Regions from separate parts of the Mus musculus genome. Here region 1 is linked to region 2. A link is a loop called in an ENCODE intact Hi-C map of the cell type or tissue named here. Cell type or tissue: left cerebral cortex. All regions are shown on one strand. Each heading gives the region's core, and the rest is flanking DNA. Links, peaks and the distances in the headings are about the cores only. Region 1 holds the start of Ola1 (Obg-like ATPase 1). Region 2 holds the start of Sp3 (trans-acting transcription factor 3).

Region 1 (8,328 bases), core at 127-8,126, 230 kb before region 2:
TAGCTTTTTTTTTTTTTCAAGAGTGGTCTTAGGTTCATAGCAAAGTGGAGAGGAAGGTACAGAGATTTTTCATGCCCCACCTTTCCCTACAATTCATGGGTTCCCATTACCACTCTCCCTGTTGGCACAGTATACTTATTACAGCTGGTGAACTTTGACACCTACCCTCCAAAGCCCATGCTCTAGAGTTTACTTTGGGGCTGTAAATCCTTGGCTTAGGATAGATGTATAGCAGCTATTTTATAGCGTTATGCAAGGTCATCTCATTGCTCGAATGCCCTGTGTGTTCAGTTACCCCTCCCGCTCTCTGTCCAACCCTTAGCACCCACGGGTCCCTCCGTTCTTTCTCCTTTGTGCCTTTCCACAATGTTATAGACTTGGACTTACACAGTGCTTTTGGAATGGCTCTTCTGACTCAAGTTCCCTGAATATTGTTTCTTCCTGACAGCTTCTTTCTTCTTTCTCTCTTTTTCTGAGGCAGGCTCTCACTATGAATCCATGCCTGGCCAGGAACTGGCTGAATAGATCAAGCTGATCATGAGTTTATAGGGATCCCTCTGCCTCTTGAGTGCTGGAATTAAAGTCATGTGCTACCACACCTTGATGCTTATTATTCTCATGTGTTATGTCCACATGTGAGCATGTGTGTGCACATGTGTGTAGTGGGCACAAGATAACTTATGGAAGCTGGTTCTCTGCTTTGACCCTGTGGATTCTGAGGATCAAACTCAAGTGGTCCGGCTTGATGGTGTCTTTACTTGCTGAGCCAGCTTTTGAGATTTAATAGGTGAGTTTTGTTTTTTGGGTTTGTTTGTTTATGGGTCTGGGCATATGTCTCAGCAGTTAAAAGCATGTACCGGCTGCTCTTCCAGTGGGCAGGGGTTCAATTTTTAGTATCGACATGCCAGCCCACAACCATCCATAAACTCCAGTCCCAGAAGATGGGTCTGACACTGTCTCCTGGCCTCTGTGGGCTGCAGACATACATGTGGTACATAGACATACATAATGATCTATATATGCTCGGCCCAGGGAGTACACTATTAAAAAGGTGTGGCCCTGTTAGAGTAGGTGTGCCACTGTGGGTGTGGGCTTTAAGACTCTCATCCTAGCTGCCTGGAAGTCAGTCTTCCACTAGCAGTCTTCAGATGAAGATGTAGAACTCTCAGCTCCTTCTGTCACCATAGTCTGCCTGGATGCTGCCATGACTTGATTATAATGGACTGAACCTCTGGACCTGTAAGCCAGCCCCAATTTAATGTTGTTCCTTATAAGAGTTGCCTTGGCCATGGTGTCTGTCCACAGCAGTAAAACCCTAACTAAGACAACATACATACAGGCAAAACACTCAAACACATACAATAAGTAAAATAAAAATGGAGGTATTTTTATACCAATCCTAAAACAACAAAACCAATCATTGTCTCAAGTATTATATCAGTCTCCCAAAAGATTCTGTAGTGCTTCTGGAACTCATCTGATCCTGCATCCCTTACTCAACAGAGCTTCTTGGAGAATCCCAGTTACACCGAGCACACTCTGGGAAACTGTTGTCTAAGACTGCAGGTAAGAGGGATGATGTGCCTCCCACGTGCATTATGATAGTTCTTAGGAGGCTATAAGTTCTTGTCTGCCTTGGCCACTGCAAATATTGCTTGGCTATTAGAAATCCACTGTAAACCAATTTAAACAGAAAATGGAAGTTCTCGGTAGAAAGCAAGGTTATCAGAGAGCCTGGGGTTAAAAAGTAAACAGGCCATTCGATGGATTAGACATTTGGAATTGGACACTTAGAACTTGTGATTGCTCTCTCCTCTTTCAGTTTCTCCAGGACCATCTGATGATTGCTTGACCCTTTTCCTCCTTATTTTTTTTTCTTTAGAATAGCCTCCTGTTGAAAAAAAAAAAAGTGCCTAACATAGTCCTTAGCCCTGATTTTATGTTCCCCTTTAAGCAACCAACAGCATTTGTTATTATGGCTTGACTCCAACTTCCAGAAAGGAAAAGAATCTTGATTTCTTCAGCTTGGATTTGATATCCCAGGTCCGATATGTTCCGGCCAGAAAGTTCATGTGCTACAAACAGCAAGGCTTGAGGGCAGTGTATGTAAATATGGTGTTGCATATCTGTAATCCCAACACTCAGGTAGCCGAGGCAGGTAGACTATGAGTTTGAGGCCAGCCTGGTCTAAACAGTGAGACTATGTCTTTAAAAGAAAAGGGCTGGGAGGTGGCTTACTGGGTGAAGTATGCGATGTGCAAGGCTGAGGCTGAGGCTGATCCTCAGTACCCATATAAAAAGCCAGGTATGGAGGTTATGTGTTCATAATCCCTGTGGTGGGAATGTGGAGTCAGGAAGACCAGGGCTCACTGGTTAGCCAGCCCTGCCTGATGAGTGAGCCCCAGGTCCCAGTAAGATAGTCTGTCCAAAAAAAAAAAAAAGGTGGCTGACTCCTGACATTAGAGGCTAATCTTTGGCCTTCATAGACACATGTACACATACACACACCTACCTAAACATATACATAACATATACATATTTTTTAAAGGGAAGAATTTTCCCCCCTAAGTTTTGTTTTGATATAAATGGGTGTTATGTCTTGATGTCTGTGCACCATATGGCTGTCTGATGCCCTCAGAGGCTAGAAGAAGGCATTGGATTCTATGGGACCAGAGTTACAGTTTTGAGCTACCATGTGGGTGCTGGGAATCAAACCTGGGTCCACTGAGCCATTACACCCCAAAATGGGCCATGGTGATTCTAGTACTATAGCCCCATGCCCTTACCTGTGGTTTTACTTTCCATGGTTTTATTATATCATGCCCAATTGCAACATTAGAGTATTAGACGGAAAATTCCAGAAATAACTAATTGCCACGGGTTTTTTTTTGTTTGTTTGTTTTTTGTTTTTTGTGGTTTTTCGAGACAGGGTTTCTCTGTATAGCCCTGGCTGTCCTGGAACTCACTTTGTAGACCTGGCTGTCCTTGAACTGAGAAATCCGAATGCCTCTGCCTCTCGAGTGCTGGGATTAAAGGTGTGCACCACCACGCCCGGCTTAATTGCCAAGTTTTAAATCATGTCATTCTGAAGAAAATTATACAATCTTGTGTTGTCTTATTCTATCCTGCCTTGCACGTAACTCATTTATCTTGTTGCCTAGCACCGCCACACTCCAAACACCCCTCACCTGTGACTCATGAAGGATCCACCTAGTTTTGCCCAGTGAAACAGAAGATGTCAGCTAGAGGCTTCTGAGACACACTGCCTGTTTTTCCTAGGGGTCCACTAGATGACATGTTTCCTCCTCTTCTACTCCTGACATTTTAGTAGTGTCTAGAGCTGCAGTTGGCTTTTGGTTGTTAGCTAGGGGATGAGAGCAGAGGAAGGCACAGCTACATAATAAAGCCATGATATGTGTGTGTGTGTGTGTGTGGGGGGGGATCAGAGTAATTGAAAATAGCGTTATTTTTTAATGTCTCAGACCTCTGTGCTGTTCATGTGCGTTAGCTCGATGGCGGTTACAAGCTGTGTACTGCTTATCCCTGGGGTCTATTTTACACATACAATGATGACAAGGATACTAGGCTGAGTGTGTAGTGCATTAGTAACTGTAGAAAGTAAGGACTTACGTGACTGCTTTGACAGTAACAATCTTTAACCAATAGCAAAACTAAAGACAAAGACCCTGTCTTTAAAATGTATCAAAAGAGCTCTAAGGCTTTCCTAAGATCACTCTCACGGGGTGACAGAAAAACCTTAATGCAATTTTATTACAAACAGTGGCTCAGCTGCTGCTTGTCAGTCACACCATTCAAAAAGTTTCTGACAGAAAGTGAAGAGTTCTAGATCTGTGAGATGGCTCAGTATGGAGAGGTGCTTGCTGCTAAGCCTTACGAATCTGAGTTTCATTCTCAGAACCTGCAAAGTACGAGAGAACTGACTCCAAGCTGTTCTTTGACCTCACCAGAACTGTTGTATACAAGAGCGAATCCACACAAGCACACATACAATAGGCAATAAACATAATTAAAAAAAAAAACTCAGATTTTTGCAGAGAGATCAGGGTTTGACATGTGTCTTCTGTCACTAGTTTAGTTGTGAAACTTTACCTGATACTTTTCTGATACTATTCTGTCATCTGCAAATTGGGGATTAGCAACCAATTCACACTCTTTTCTTTTATTTGCAACTGGTATGTTTGAAAAAAAATTATAATTTCTGGACATTCACTGTAACAAATACTTGAAAGTCATTGGAGAAAACCTAATAAACACCTTTTTGTCCCAGTGGAGCTCATAGTGTAGTTAGAAGGTGACTTTATACATATTATTTGATTTAATCCTACCAATAGCCTTATGAGATGGATCGCAGTAGTCTCATTTTAGAACCAGGAAGAAATCATGTTTCCTTCTCATAGTTCTTAACCTCGCAGAGGAAAGGGATGTATGTGCGGCGACGAGGAAGAAGATGGTGACTCTTTAAATGTTTTATGCACTTCTGTGGCTGTTAAGTGCGTCTTGGATCCGAAATTTTCCTTGGTCCATTTTTCCCTTGAAGAAAGTTTAATGGCTTCTCATCGTTAACCCATCTGAAAGAAGTTACTGGAAAGGGGAGAAGGGCGGCTCCGTGCAGGTAGCAAAGGCTGATCTGGGCACGATCAGTCAGGGACAAGATAGATCCCAGACGAAGCAGGAGCCCGGAACCGGAGCAGTGGAGCTGAAAGAAACCTGGAGGCTCGGTGGAAGCCCACGTGTAGAGAGACGCAGAAACCCGGTGCTGCTGAGCGCCCTCCTCCTCGTAGGCCCCGCCCATCCGGGCCCGGGCATCCGGGCCAATGGGCGTGACCCTGTGGGGGCGTGGCCTGCGCACAGGTGCCGCCCCGGCCCGCCCGTTCCGTCGCCTCTGCCGTCGTGCGTGCGGCTCGGCGGAGGGCCGGGCTTGCGCTCTCTCCGCCTTCTTCCCCACCTCCGGCTGCCGGCGACACCGGTCTTTGCAGTCCGGGACCCCGTGCGATCGTTAGCCCGGTGCACGGTGAGTCCCCGAAGGAGCCCGTGGGCTCCCGGGCCAGTGGTTCCGAGGCTGGCGCTAGGCCGGAGACCGGCCGCCGGGACGGGCTGAGGGCAGCGGACAGCTTGGGGCATGTGGATGAATGAGGCGCCCTCGGACTAGGCCGCGCGGCCACGAGATTGGCTCTCGCCGCAGTCTGGGGGAAAGTCTTGCCTCAGGGCGGGACGCCAATGCCGGGTCAGGAGGGGAAGGGTGGTGTGCGGAGGTCCTGCTTGGCTGGACTGCGGGGGCACCCCTTGTAGGTCACCCCTTGTAGGCTCCAGGACTGGACGGGCTCTCCCCATGCAGCTGTTCATTGGAGGCCCGGAACAGGTGTCAGGATCCCCAAAATGGGAGATCCTTGGCCTCCCGGTCTGGGATTACAGGTTGGAGTATCACTTCTGGAGCAGGCGGAGTGGGGAGAAGGAGGGAGGAGCAGCGTGGCTCTAGGAGGTCCAACCAGCCAGAAGGCAGGGACAGTTTTAGTTTCCAGGTTCTAAGACGCGCAAGGTTGCAGTTCCTCGTAGGTTCCTGTTGCAGTGTTAAAAGTGAGATCAATTTTGCACAGTGGACCTTGGAGCCAGGACAAGAAAAGACAGAAAGTTTGGACTTGTCAATCAAAAGGTATTTGAAATAGGGCTGTATATAGCCTACTGGTAGAGCGCTTGCTTTTAGCATACATGAAAGCTCTAGGTTGGATCTTGAAAAGGAACGACAAGGTGAGTGCCTTCAAAGTATCCAGTGTAGAGTGTGGGTTTCAAAAACTGTTTAATAAGGACTGACGGTAAGCTTACCTACAGTGTCAAAGGCAAAAAGGTCTGGCTTCGAAGGACCTCCAGGCCTAGTAGTGACCATCAGTGTGGTGAACGCTGAGTTGTGGAGAGAGGCGGGTTCCAAGCGGTGGAGGAATGATTGGCGAGAGGTGACATGGTTGCTGGTGTTTCTGTAATGGGCTTCCTTAGACTTGTGTCTCTTCTCCTTCCAAATGCTTTCCTTCAAATACTATGACAGGTTAAGAAGGCGGTTGTCGGCAGCCAGCACGGAGGATTGGAACTAAGTTTTAAGTTTATCTTTGATTCCCGCTGCTGCAGTGTTTCTGGGACTACTCAGAAGTGATACATGTACACATTTTAGAATCAGATCTGTTTACAGAGACCCTCCCCTCAAAAAAAGTATGGGTTTTGCTCATATTTTAGTTGTGGATTGGTACAGACAGTAGGTTTTCTTGTCTACTACCCAGTAATATATTCTGTATACAGACATGTGTTTTGTTTATAGGGGAGTCTTAAAAGTTCATTTTGATATTTTAGATGCCCCCGAAAAAGGGAGGAGATGGAATTAAACCGCCTCCAATTATTGGAAGATTTGGAACCTCACTGAAAATTGGTATCGTTGGATTGCCAAATGTTGGGTAAGTAAAAATTGGGACTTTTCTTATTTTGATTTTGTAAACTTTGTGTCCTGTTATAGAAATAGAAACTCACAAGATTTTATTGGAGAAAGAAGTAACTGCTTTGAATATACTGTTAGAAGGTAGGTAAAAGGCTCCTGTTTCTGCAGATTTAAAAGCCAAAACGGAATCCACAGAACAAGCTGGCAAGCCAGTCTAGCCACAGTGGTGAGCTCCGAGTTCAGCAGCAGACCCTGCTTTATATGTAAGGTGGTGTGCAGCTGAGGAAAACACTTCACCCCAGCATTGGGCTGCCATGAGCACACACGCATGCACCCGTGTCTGCACACATCTGAACAGGCACATGGATGCCACGCATGTGTGCACACAAAAGGTGTTTAAACTTGGGAATTCTGAAAACAAAGTACTGTATTTTATCATGTCTTTAAAGTTAACCATACCTACCATATAGTTGCACAGAAGACAATGATAGAAGATATTATGTGGGGTTAATCTTACAACTGTGTAACTTAAATGTTCAGTGTCGGTTCCTTCCTTCCTTTTTGTTTGTTTGTTTGTTTGTTTGTTTTTTGGTTTTTCAAGACAGGGTTTCTCTGTATAGCCCTGGCTGTCCTGGAACTCACTCACCAGGCTGGCCTTGAAGTCAGAAATCCACCTGCCTCTCCCTCCCAAGTGCTGGGATTAAAGGTGTGCGCCAACACGCCTGGTTCTTTTCATTTTTTAAAAACTATCTTAGCCAGGCATGGCACTTCACATCTTTATCCTAGCACTTTGGGGGCTAATGCAAGAGCAGTCCTGTGAGATTGAGGCTAGCTTGGGCTACAGAAAAACCTCTTCTCAGAACCAAGAATCAGTCAATCAATCAATCAATCAATCAATCAGTCAATCTCTCTCTCTCTTTCTCAGTGATTAAGGTAATAGACACAGCATGGGTTTATGACGCTCACTGGGGCATTTTGGGATGTACTTTTAGATGTGTACATCAGGGGTATATAAAACGCTGTGGTGGTCTGTGTGCCTGCTGGAGCTCCTGTTACAAAGTCCTCAGCGACTGCAGCACGGTGTGCTCAAGCTTCCCAGGTCTGGGATTCTTGAAGTATAAAACATGAGCAAGTGTGATTGTCCAAATTTCAGCCTCTTCTAGAGTGGGTTACAGTTTGAAGGGGTTTCCTTCTGTGCTAGAGTCTACTTGTAGAGTAATAATAAGGAGTGGAAATATAAATATAGCAAAACAAATAATCAAGCCAAGTATTGTAGGGTACTGCCAGTAAGTTGGGAGCAAAGAACTGATCATAATGTTTGCAGGGAGTTTTTCTGCCCTAGTAGAAGGATTTTAGATATTAGCATTCGTATCTTTGGAATCAGTGTATTCACACCATTTCTACTTCAAATGGGACTAATTGAAAAGGGCTATCTAAAATCTTAAGTGTTATTTTAATGTAAGTCTTTTGGGGGTTACAGAATAGAATATAGTGATTAGTAGTTTCAGCTTCAAAATAGTCCTCCTCGTCAGTTTTATTGAGGTATGTATGTTAAACACAATAAAATTGAAAAATATTTTGAATTACATTTTTATATGCCTTGGTTTTTGTTTTTGTTTTTGTTGCTGTCATTGTTTTGTCTGCATTCATGTCTGTATGAGGGTGTCAGGTCCCGGGCAGTTGTGAGCCGTCATGTGGGTGCTGGGGACTGAACCCCAATTCTCTAGGAAAGCAGCCAGTGCTCTCAACCACTGAACTATTTCTCCAGCCCCTTGACTTACATTTTATTTACTGTGTTTGTGGGTGATGACACAGATGTTGGAGATTAGAGGACACTTGTGGAAGGCAGCTCTCCCATCCTGTGGGCTTAGGTTAGGGATTGAATGCAG
Region 2 (8,328 bases), core at 168-8,167:
TCATGTTTCCAGCACTAATGGTTGTGTGTGGTTAGTGGGTGCTGTAAGGAACAGACAACAAGCATTTTCACTGCCCTATATATTTTTTCTTTGTTTCTTTTCTTTTTTTTTTTTTAAATTGGACAGTGTAGCAAAAATGGAGACTTCATTTGAGAGAAAACCAGAAAGCAGCTGAGGTTTAGGGAGGAGAGCATTCTCAGGAGGAAGTGTTTCAGGGTTGTATGTTGAAACTGGTGTCAGGAAGGCAAGTTCTGGAGAGCTTGCATAAGGAAGAAACAGAACAGCCCCGGAGGTACCTGCACCATCCCGTGGAGGGTTTATACACTGGGTTACGTGGGGAGTGAACACAGAGGTGCTGACACACTAGATAAGTCCGTGACCACTGAGATTACAGCTGGCCCTTGTTACCTCTCATTTTGAGACAGTTTCACTGTGTAGCCCAGCATGCTTTGAGTTTGAGATTCTCCTGCCTCAACCTGCCAAGTCCTGGGATTACAAGGTATACCAAGCCTGACCTACATGGAAAAGTTTTTAATTTTTTTAAACTTAAAAAAATTTTTTATTTATTAATTAAAGTCAGGGTGCTGTGTAGCCCTGGAACTCACACTCAGAAACCCGCCTGCCTCTGCCTCCCAAGTGCTGACATTAAAGGTGTACGCCACCAGGCCTGGCAGAATTTTTTTTTTTGCCAAGGAACTTGTTCATGGACAGAGTTCTAAGAACGTGGCAAAGGCTCCCGAGTCTGCGCAGTGACCCCCTCCTTGTTTTATCCATGCATCCAAATCCTTCCACCCATAGGCCATGTCCATCTTCTGGCACCCAGACCTGTATGCCTCAACTGTCTCCGAGTTGCTCCCAGTCCTCATTTCAGTCCAATTTTCTAGTGGCTAAGGCTGGAGCCTTCGTCATATGGAGTCACTGACTCTTCCTGGTCAGTCAGGACATGCTTGTTTTACTGTCTCGACAGGTACTCATTTGTTTAAAAAGGTTAAAACAGGATTGCGTAATATTAACACAATATGAAGTATGGTGATACCCTCAGCCTAACTTAACTAAAACTTGGACATGTAAGCACAACACCTAGGAATTCCATTTAAATCTCATTTTCCTCATTTATGGAATTTGTGCTTTATACTACAGCACGTGTCATGGTAAGGTGACAACTTGAGGGACAGTTTCTCCATCATGTGGATTCCTGCGACTGAAGTGTTGTCAGGTTTGGCTACAAGCCCTCCCGATCTGCTAAGCCATCTGGCTGGTCCTCACTTTTGTCCTTAACTGTTTAAAACTTAGCATCTTGAAGACTTACAGTGAATTTCTGTATTGCTATCATTTCTGGTTGCAGTGATACAATACCCTGACAAAGAACAACTTTAAAAGAAGAAAAATTTATTTCAGTCCTTTCTAGAAGGGAACCCAAGGAAGCAGGAACTTCAGTCATATTGGACTTTAGGTCACATCGAATCCTTACTAAAAGAGAATTGAATGCTTGCATGTTTACAGCTCAGCCTATTGTCTCTGCTCTTATATGGTCCAGGACCCAAATAAATGAAGGAAACGGTGCCACTCACAGTGGACTATGTCTTTCCATATCAGTTAATTTAATGAAGACAGTCCCTCATAGACACAGGTCAGACGGATCCAGATAATCCCTCATTAAGACTGTCTTTTCAGGTAATTCTAGATTGTGTTAAATTGACAAGTAAAACTAACACTAACAGTTATTATGTATATCCGTATATAGTCACAACTTAGTATGTTTTAAAATATCCTTTAATAATTAGCACAGGTCTACATATTCTGAACCTACTCATTAGATGAAGAAAAAATTCAGAGCCCAAACCCCCCCCCCCCCCCATAGTACCTCCATTTTAGTTTGATATGGTAGACTAATCGCTGACCATGACACCATATAACGTTTCTAGCTAGTCAGTGAGGTACCTTACAGACTAAGCTTGATTTCCTTCTCTTGGAGTTGTAGCTGATGTTATTACCAACTTTGTCCTAGTCTACTGGGGAATAGGGTGATCTGGTTTTGTTTCTTGGCCAGGAATAGCTTGTGAAAATCTTGAGAGAAAACAAGAAACTGGGCCAAGTCGTGGGGACAGGGGAAAACAGATCTTACTGTTGTTTCGAGATTTGTTCATGATAATACTTGATTCTCATTTAATGACTGTACAAAAACATATTAATCCACCGTAAATTATACTGTATGTTACTACATGTATTTATCTAAATACCGGCTTTATGCTTTGCATATACTTTAGTGTATTTGCACTAGTTAAGAAATAAGTATTCTTGCAAGAGACCATTTTGCTTTTGGTCATCTTAACATAGGGTGTCACAGTGACTCAACTGTGGTTGGAGAAGTCTACTGAATCTCACCTTATGCTGAGTCATACTCTTGCTGATGTTCATTCTTTTTTTTTTTTTTTTTTTTTTTTTGGTTTTTGTTTTTTCGAGACAGGGTTTCTCTGTGTAGCCCTGTCTGTCCTGGAACTCACTCTGTAGACCAGGTTGGCTTTGAACTCAGAAATCCGCCTGCCTCTGCCTCCCAAGTGCTGGGATTAAAGGCGTGTGTCAACACCGCCCAGCACTGATGTGCATTTTTAAGAGCTTTGCCTCAAAACAGCTAGTTTGAGTTATCTGGTTTTTGGCCCTGAAAGACTGTTCTTGCTTGCATGACACAAGAGAAAGAGAACATGTGTCACTGTATTAAAAATTACCACGAAGTAGTTGGCGGAGATGGCCCCCACTTTTAATCCCAGTACTCAGGAGGCAGAGGCAGGTGGGTTTCTGTGAGTTCCAGGTGAACCTGGTCTACAAATCCAGTTTCAGGACAACCAAGGCTACACATGAAACTGTCTTGAAAACAAAAACCACAACCAACGAGAAAAAACCAAAAAACAAAAAAACAAGTCCAAAAAGGCTTCTGAAACCGATGTATGCACTGCCCCTCCCCCCCATGAATTTTCAAGTTCGTGTATACAAAGCTAGTTTAAATGCTTTGCCTTCAACCTCATACAAAACATACAAGTACAATAATTGGGATGTTTATTCTTGCTTGAGGTAGATTTCTAATAAAAGTATTGTGGATAGTGTTTCCTACTCTTAAATTCAACCTTTCTTAAGCAAAAGTATCTAGAGGTAATAGACAACGTTCTGTCTGTTGTTTGCAGAACACTTTTTTCTCCTGAATGACTGACTGCAAGGCATTGAGGATGTCAAAGGAAGGGGTGTTAATACACCACTAAGTACAAAATTTAAAAAAAAAAAAAAAAGTAACTAAACGCTCCCAAGAGGAAGGATACTTTTTAGATGTACTGTTTTAACAAATGTTGACTGACTTTCTTGGTTAAGAAGCAGGTAGTTTGTGTGTGCAGCAAACTGATTTTAAAGGGTGACTGTATCTCATTGAATAAAAACATAACTAAGCCTGCTTTGATATCACTGGCCAGAACTAAAACCTTTTTTCTTTATGAAGGGACTGGAGATATCTTTTTGCTCTAAGTGCCCGCCTCCAGGGTCCACAAAAGTAGATGGTTGGTAACCACGGGCTAAGCTCGGGAGGATGAGAAGGTGATGGATCCGACTTGCGACCAAGAGCTGAATGTGTGTGAAAACGTCCTCCTCCAGCCTCGGAGGGGGTGTCTCCCCCAATACCAGCTCCCTCCCCCAGGGCTCGTGGGGCGGGTCCGGTTTGCTCAGTAGCAGCAGCAGCCCTGGGGCCGAGCGGCGGTGGCCTCCTGGCAGCGCTGGCAAGACGCAGCTCCGAGCGCCCGGGCCCTGGGGAGATCCAGTCCGGTCGGCTGCCAGGATGGAGGAGACGTCGAGTGGAGCCGGAGCCACCGGGGACGGACTTCCTCCCCAGCTCGGCTCCCCGACAGCCTGGCGAGGCCTGCACACAGGGCCAGCCAGTGGAAGAGGCCTGCGCCTCGGGTCTGGCAGCCGCAGCCGAGGAACGAGGCTGGCACAGCGGGGTAACGCGCGAGCCGGGGCCGTTCTGGAGAACCTACGGCGCCACGGCCGCTCATTGTCTCTCCCCTTCAACCCGGGGGCAAACAGGAAGCCCGCCGCCAGGCCGAGCGACGGACAGGCGTCCGGACCAATGAACAGAGCTGACGGAGAGCCTAGCGGCAAATGAGAGCCGGGAAGAGGGGCGGAACTTCCGGGCGGGCTGTCGCCCTCTTCCCCCCTTTTGGGCTGGAGGCTCCACCTTTTGTGTTTCCCGCACAGTCAATCAAAATAGGAAAAAAAAAATTCCCCGGACCGCTCCGGCCGTGTCCGCCGCCGCTTCCCGCATCCTCTCCCGCCGCCGCCGCCTTCGCTTCTCACCATGTGTAAGGCGGCGGGGAGCCCCGCCTGAGCTGTCCTAAACACACTATGACCGGTACGTAAAGCCGAGAGAGAGCAACCCTCGCTGCCTCCGCCGCTGCCACTGCCGCCCACAGCCAGCCCGGGGCCGCCACCGCCGGCTCCCGGCCTCCGGGAGCGTGCGACCGAGTGTCGGCGGAGGCAGAAAGCCGCACTCCCATCTCCGCCAGCCAGCTGTCCAGCCCTTCCAGCCCCAGCGCCGAGTGCCCGCCGGGCTCCGGGCGGGCGGCCCGGTCCGCCGGGAGCGCATCCCCCCTGTGTGCGGGCGCGGGCGGCGGCGGCGGGCGGGCGTGTGCGAGTGACTGACGGTGCGAGAGGAGCGAGCGCCGCGGAGGGAAAGGGGAGGAGAGGAGAGGAGAGGAGAGGGGGCAGGGGCAGCGCGGGGAGGAGGAGGAGGGAACGAGGAGGAGGAGGGTTACAGCCGCGGCGGGCGGGGGCAGCAGGAGGGGAGGAGGGAGCGCGCCGCCGCCGCCGTGGCCGCCGCGGCCGGGGGGAGGGCAGGGGAGGGGCAGGGCCCGGGCCGCCCGGCGCTCACTAATGTGGCCGCGGCTCGCGGGCCCCCTCCCTCCCCGCACCCGCCTTCCTCCCCACCCCACCCTCCTCCTCCCCCCTCCCCCCGCGCTGTGCCTGCAGCTCCCGAAAAGCCCGTGAAACAAGAGGAAATGGCTGCCTTGGACGTGGACGGCGGCGGAGGCGGCGGCGGCCACGGCGAGTATCTACAGCAGCAGCAGCAGCAACAGCAGCAGCACGGAAACGGCGCGGCGGCGGCGGCGGCCCAGGTGAGGAGCGGCTGAGCGCGGCCGGGCTCCCCGCGCGCCGCTTTCTCCTCCCCTCGCCCTCCCTCCTTCCCTCCCTCCCTCCCGCGCGCGCTCGCCCGCCCCTCCCCCGCCCCGGGAGCTGCCCGCCCGAGGCGCCAACGCTCCGACCCCGCCCGCGCGCCCCCGCCCGCCGCCTTTTTGTGTGTGTGTTTGTGTGTGTGTGAGTGTGCAAGTGTGCGCGCCCTCCCGGGTGGGATCCGGACGGAGGGAAGAGGCCCGGCGCGCAGCCGTCCGCCGCGGGCCACCGAGCGCGGGGAGAGGCGCCGCAGACCCCGGAGGAGGAGGAGGAGGAGAGCGCGGGGCCGGGTTGGCGGCGCGGCCAGGCGCGGAGCGAGCCGTACTTCCTGTGCGAGCGGGCCCGGCCCTAACCGCCACCCCCCTCCCTGTCTCCCTCTCTGAACCCGCCCATCGCGGGTAGGACACTCAGCCGTCACCGCTCGCTCTGCTGGCCGCTACCTGCAGCAAGATAGGGCCGCCATCGCCGGGCGACGACGACGAGGAGGCGGCCGTTGCCGCCGCCGCCGGGGTCCCCGCCGCCGCCGCCGGAGCGGTAAGTCCCGCCCGCCCGCCATCCCGGGCCTGCGGCGCGCCCGCCCGCCAGCCCGCCAGCCCAAGGCCTCCCGCCGCCGCGCGGCCGTCACGCGCGGGCCGTCCGGCTCTGCCGCGCTTCCCTGCTCGCTCGCGTCCCCGGTGGGAGCCCGGGCCGGCCCGCGCTTTCCGGAGATTGTCACTGCGGCATCGCGCGCAAAATTCCTCACAAAATGAAGTCTGAGACGGAGGAGGTGGGGGGTGGGCACGGGACTCCAAAATGGATGTTTAAGTAATTCGTATCAGGACTTGAAAACTCACTCGCTCTTTGCACTACATTTGCAAGCACAGCCTATCGGTCACAGATAGTATCACCTACCGAGGCAAGGATGGCTCTAGTTTCTAGAGTTTTTGAATCTGGAGCAAGTTTCCAGATCTTGGGTATTTGATCATTTAAGGAGGGTGTTCTTTTATACGCAGGGACGAACATTTTTATTATTATTATTTTTTAACCTGATCATTCAGAATTGTTGGCGTTTTGCAGACTACTCCAACTTTGCACTAGTTTTGTTCTGAGTAGGGTTAAGTGAAATAGTTGGGAGGCTATTGAAATTTGAATTTGAAGTTAGTAATAACTTTGGCCTTTGAGGTTTTCTAGAATATCAATCTTAAAAAGTAGATGAAAGTCATTTTGTTTACATGCTTGTTAGCACACTTCATACTTTTAAGAGTTGAAATTGGTTGGCTAAATGTTATTTTTATTATAACGAGTCTGATGGGATTCTTTTGTAAATTTTAGAACCTCTAGGTTGTGGAGAGGAGCGGCAAGTCTTAGTGAAGACTCAGTGTAAAATTAGGTGCTGTAGACAATGTGAATTTTACATCTGTGTGGACCATTGCTGCTCTTAGCTTACTGTGAAAAGGTGTGTTCACCTGTTAAGATAGTTAAAACACGCCTCAAGACTAAGTTTTTAAGAGGTTTATAGCAATCGATTTATGTAGTGTCAGTTTAGTTGTCACTGTTAGAAAAGTTAGCTGTTGTATACTAGTCATTCAACGTTGTTACTCTGTATTAGTAAATAGATATTTTTAGTCTGAAATTAGACTATGGACAGTGGGAGCATTTTTAATGTCATGTATTTTTTAAGCATATTAAAATATCAAAAGCTGTTTGGGAAAACTTTTAAATTTAAAGAAACGTTAAGCAGATTAGTAAACTTTTAAAGTAAGTTATATTTCCCTAGTCCCAAAGTGTCAAATTAAGTTTATTGTTTTCCTTAATAAACTACCTCAGAAGTAAAATTGAAAAATAAACTTTAAATAAAGTGCAATTTTTCATGTAACTATCAAAGTTTCAGAATGTGCTTACAGATGGGGAGGGGAGTGGTGAGGAGAAGCACAGGGTTGAAAGCATCATGCTTAGACTCCAACTCTAGTGGATCACTAGACTGACCCCAGCCATGTGTTTGTGTCATGTTCTTGGGCTTCTTTAAGATCTCTGACCTATCACAACATTACTAAGAACACCATTTCCTGCCAGATGAACATGAACACTCTGAATTTAGTAAAAGTAATAATATGAAAATACAGTTTGCTAGAGAAGCCTCTAAACTTGGAATTTTTTGGTGCATGTTTGATGCTCGATAAATCTGAGTTCTTCCAAATTTTTCACTTTGAGCAAAGTTGAAGTAAACTGAGCTGAAAGTTGAATAAGGTGAAAAATATGAGAGCTGTCATTTTTGTCTGAACATTAATGGGGAAAAAAGTTGGTTTCTAGTTTAAAAGTAGTTTAAAGTTTTTTTCAGAATGCTTAAAAGATATTTTCAATATTTAAAACTATACTTAAATATATTTAAGTACTCTAAAATTACTGGAGATCACTAGAGGACCGTAGTGTCTTGAGGGTTGTGGGATGTTTTTAGATTTAGGGCAAAGCAGGAAATCCAGTGTCAGAGTCACGACCTTCACCTTTACCCAGCTACCCCCCGTGCTGCCTTATTGTGGCACAGTTTTCAAATCTGTGTATCACTAACATGGGTAGCTACAGATTTTGAGTTTTGCCAATTTTTCCATTAATGTTCATTTTCTAATCTAGGTTCTAGACAAAGATATCTATTAATGTGTTCTGTCCAAAGCCAAATGCAGATGCTCAACCTAATGACAATTTAGCTTGGTATTTCTAGATGATGAGTACCTTGAGAAGCCAGTGTTCACTAGAGACTGACTTTACCATTTGAGTTTGGAACTTATAGAGGATCCTGGCCAAGGGTGTGCAGAGCTACAGATTAGACAGACACAGTGGTTTCATCTATAATGACCTGTAATGGGCATCCAGAGATGATGCAGCAAAGTTCCTTTGTATTTTATTATTAATAATTAGGAAATGAGATCTCTGCGAATATTGTCCAAATTACAGGCATGACCTTAATGATAATTTATTTGTGCTTTTGTGAAATAAACTATACAAACATATGTAATAAGAATCACAGGTTTAAGTTACAAATTCAATGTTTATTAGTTTTGCAGGTAAATGTTGCCACATTTAAAAAGTGAATACTGATTTCATTTCAAGAGTAGGGAGTTTTACCATTAAGACCTTACAGGGCAG

What was found. Hi-C counts contacts between places; a loop is a spot of excess contacts. Peaks named below come from ENCODE experiments on the same cell type or tissue, not always from the same donor. Only the 100,000 strongest peaks of a DNase experiment are listed, where the experiment ranks them.
Region 1: it touches region 2 in a loop (9-fold over the local background); 3 of 42 quality-filtered maps call a loop at or near these places.

Annotation. Positions count from the first base shown.
Region 1 is chr2:73,210,990-73,219,317 of GRCm38, reverse strand. Ola1 (Obg-like ATPase 1) reads left to right here and starts at 4,871. Exons shown (of 11, transcript NM_025942.2): 1 at 4,871-5,032; 2 at 6,358-6,458. The coding sequence starts at 6,358. In left cerebral cortex, for the core only: no CTCF peak of the experiment used is centred there; a DNase peak (open chromatin) is centred at 4,861; H3K4me3 peaks cover 1,712 bases; H3K27ac peaks cover 554 bases.
Region 2 is chr2:72,976,312-72,984,639 of GRCm38, reverse strand. Sp3 (trans-acting transcription factor 3) reads left to right here and starts at 4,194. Exons shown (of 7, transcript NM_001018042.3): 1 at 4,194-4,390; 2 at 5,008-5,153; 3 at 5,611-5,742. The coding sequence starts at 4,384. It overlaps Sp3os (trans-acting transcription factor 3, opposite strand), which reads right to left and starts at 5,208. Exons shown (of 3, transcript NR_045269.2): 1 at 5,045-5,208. In left cerebral cortex, for the core only: CTCF peaks have their summits at 3,686 and 6,082; DNase peaks (open chromatin) are centred at 4,769, 5,102, 5,507, 5,988 and 3 more places; H3K4me3 peaks cover 3,688 bases; H3K27ac peaks cover 2,927 bases.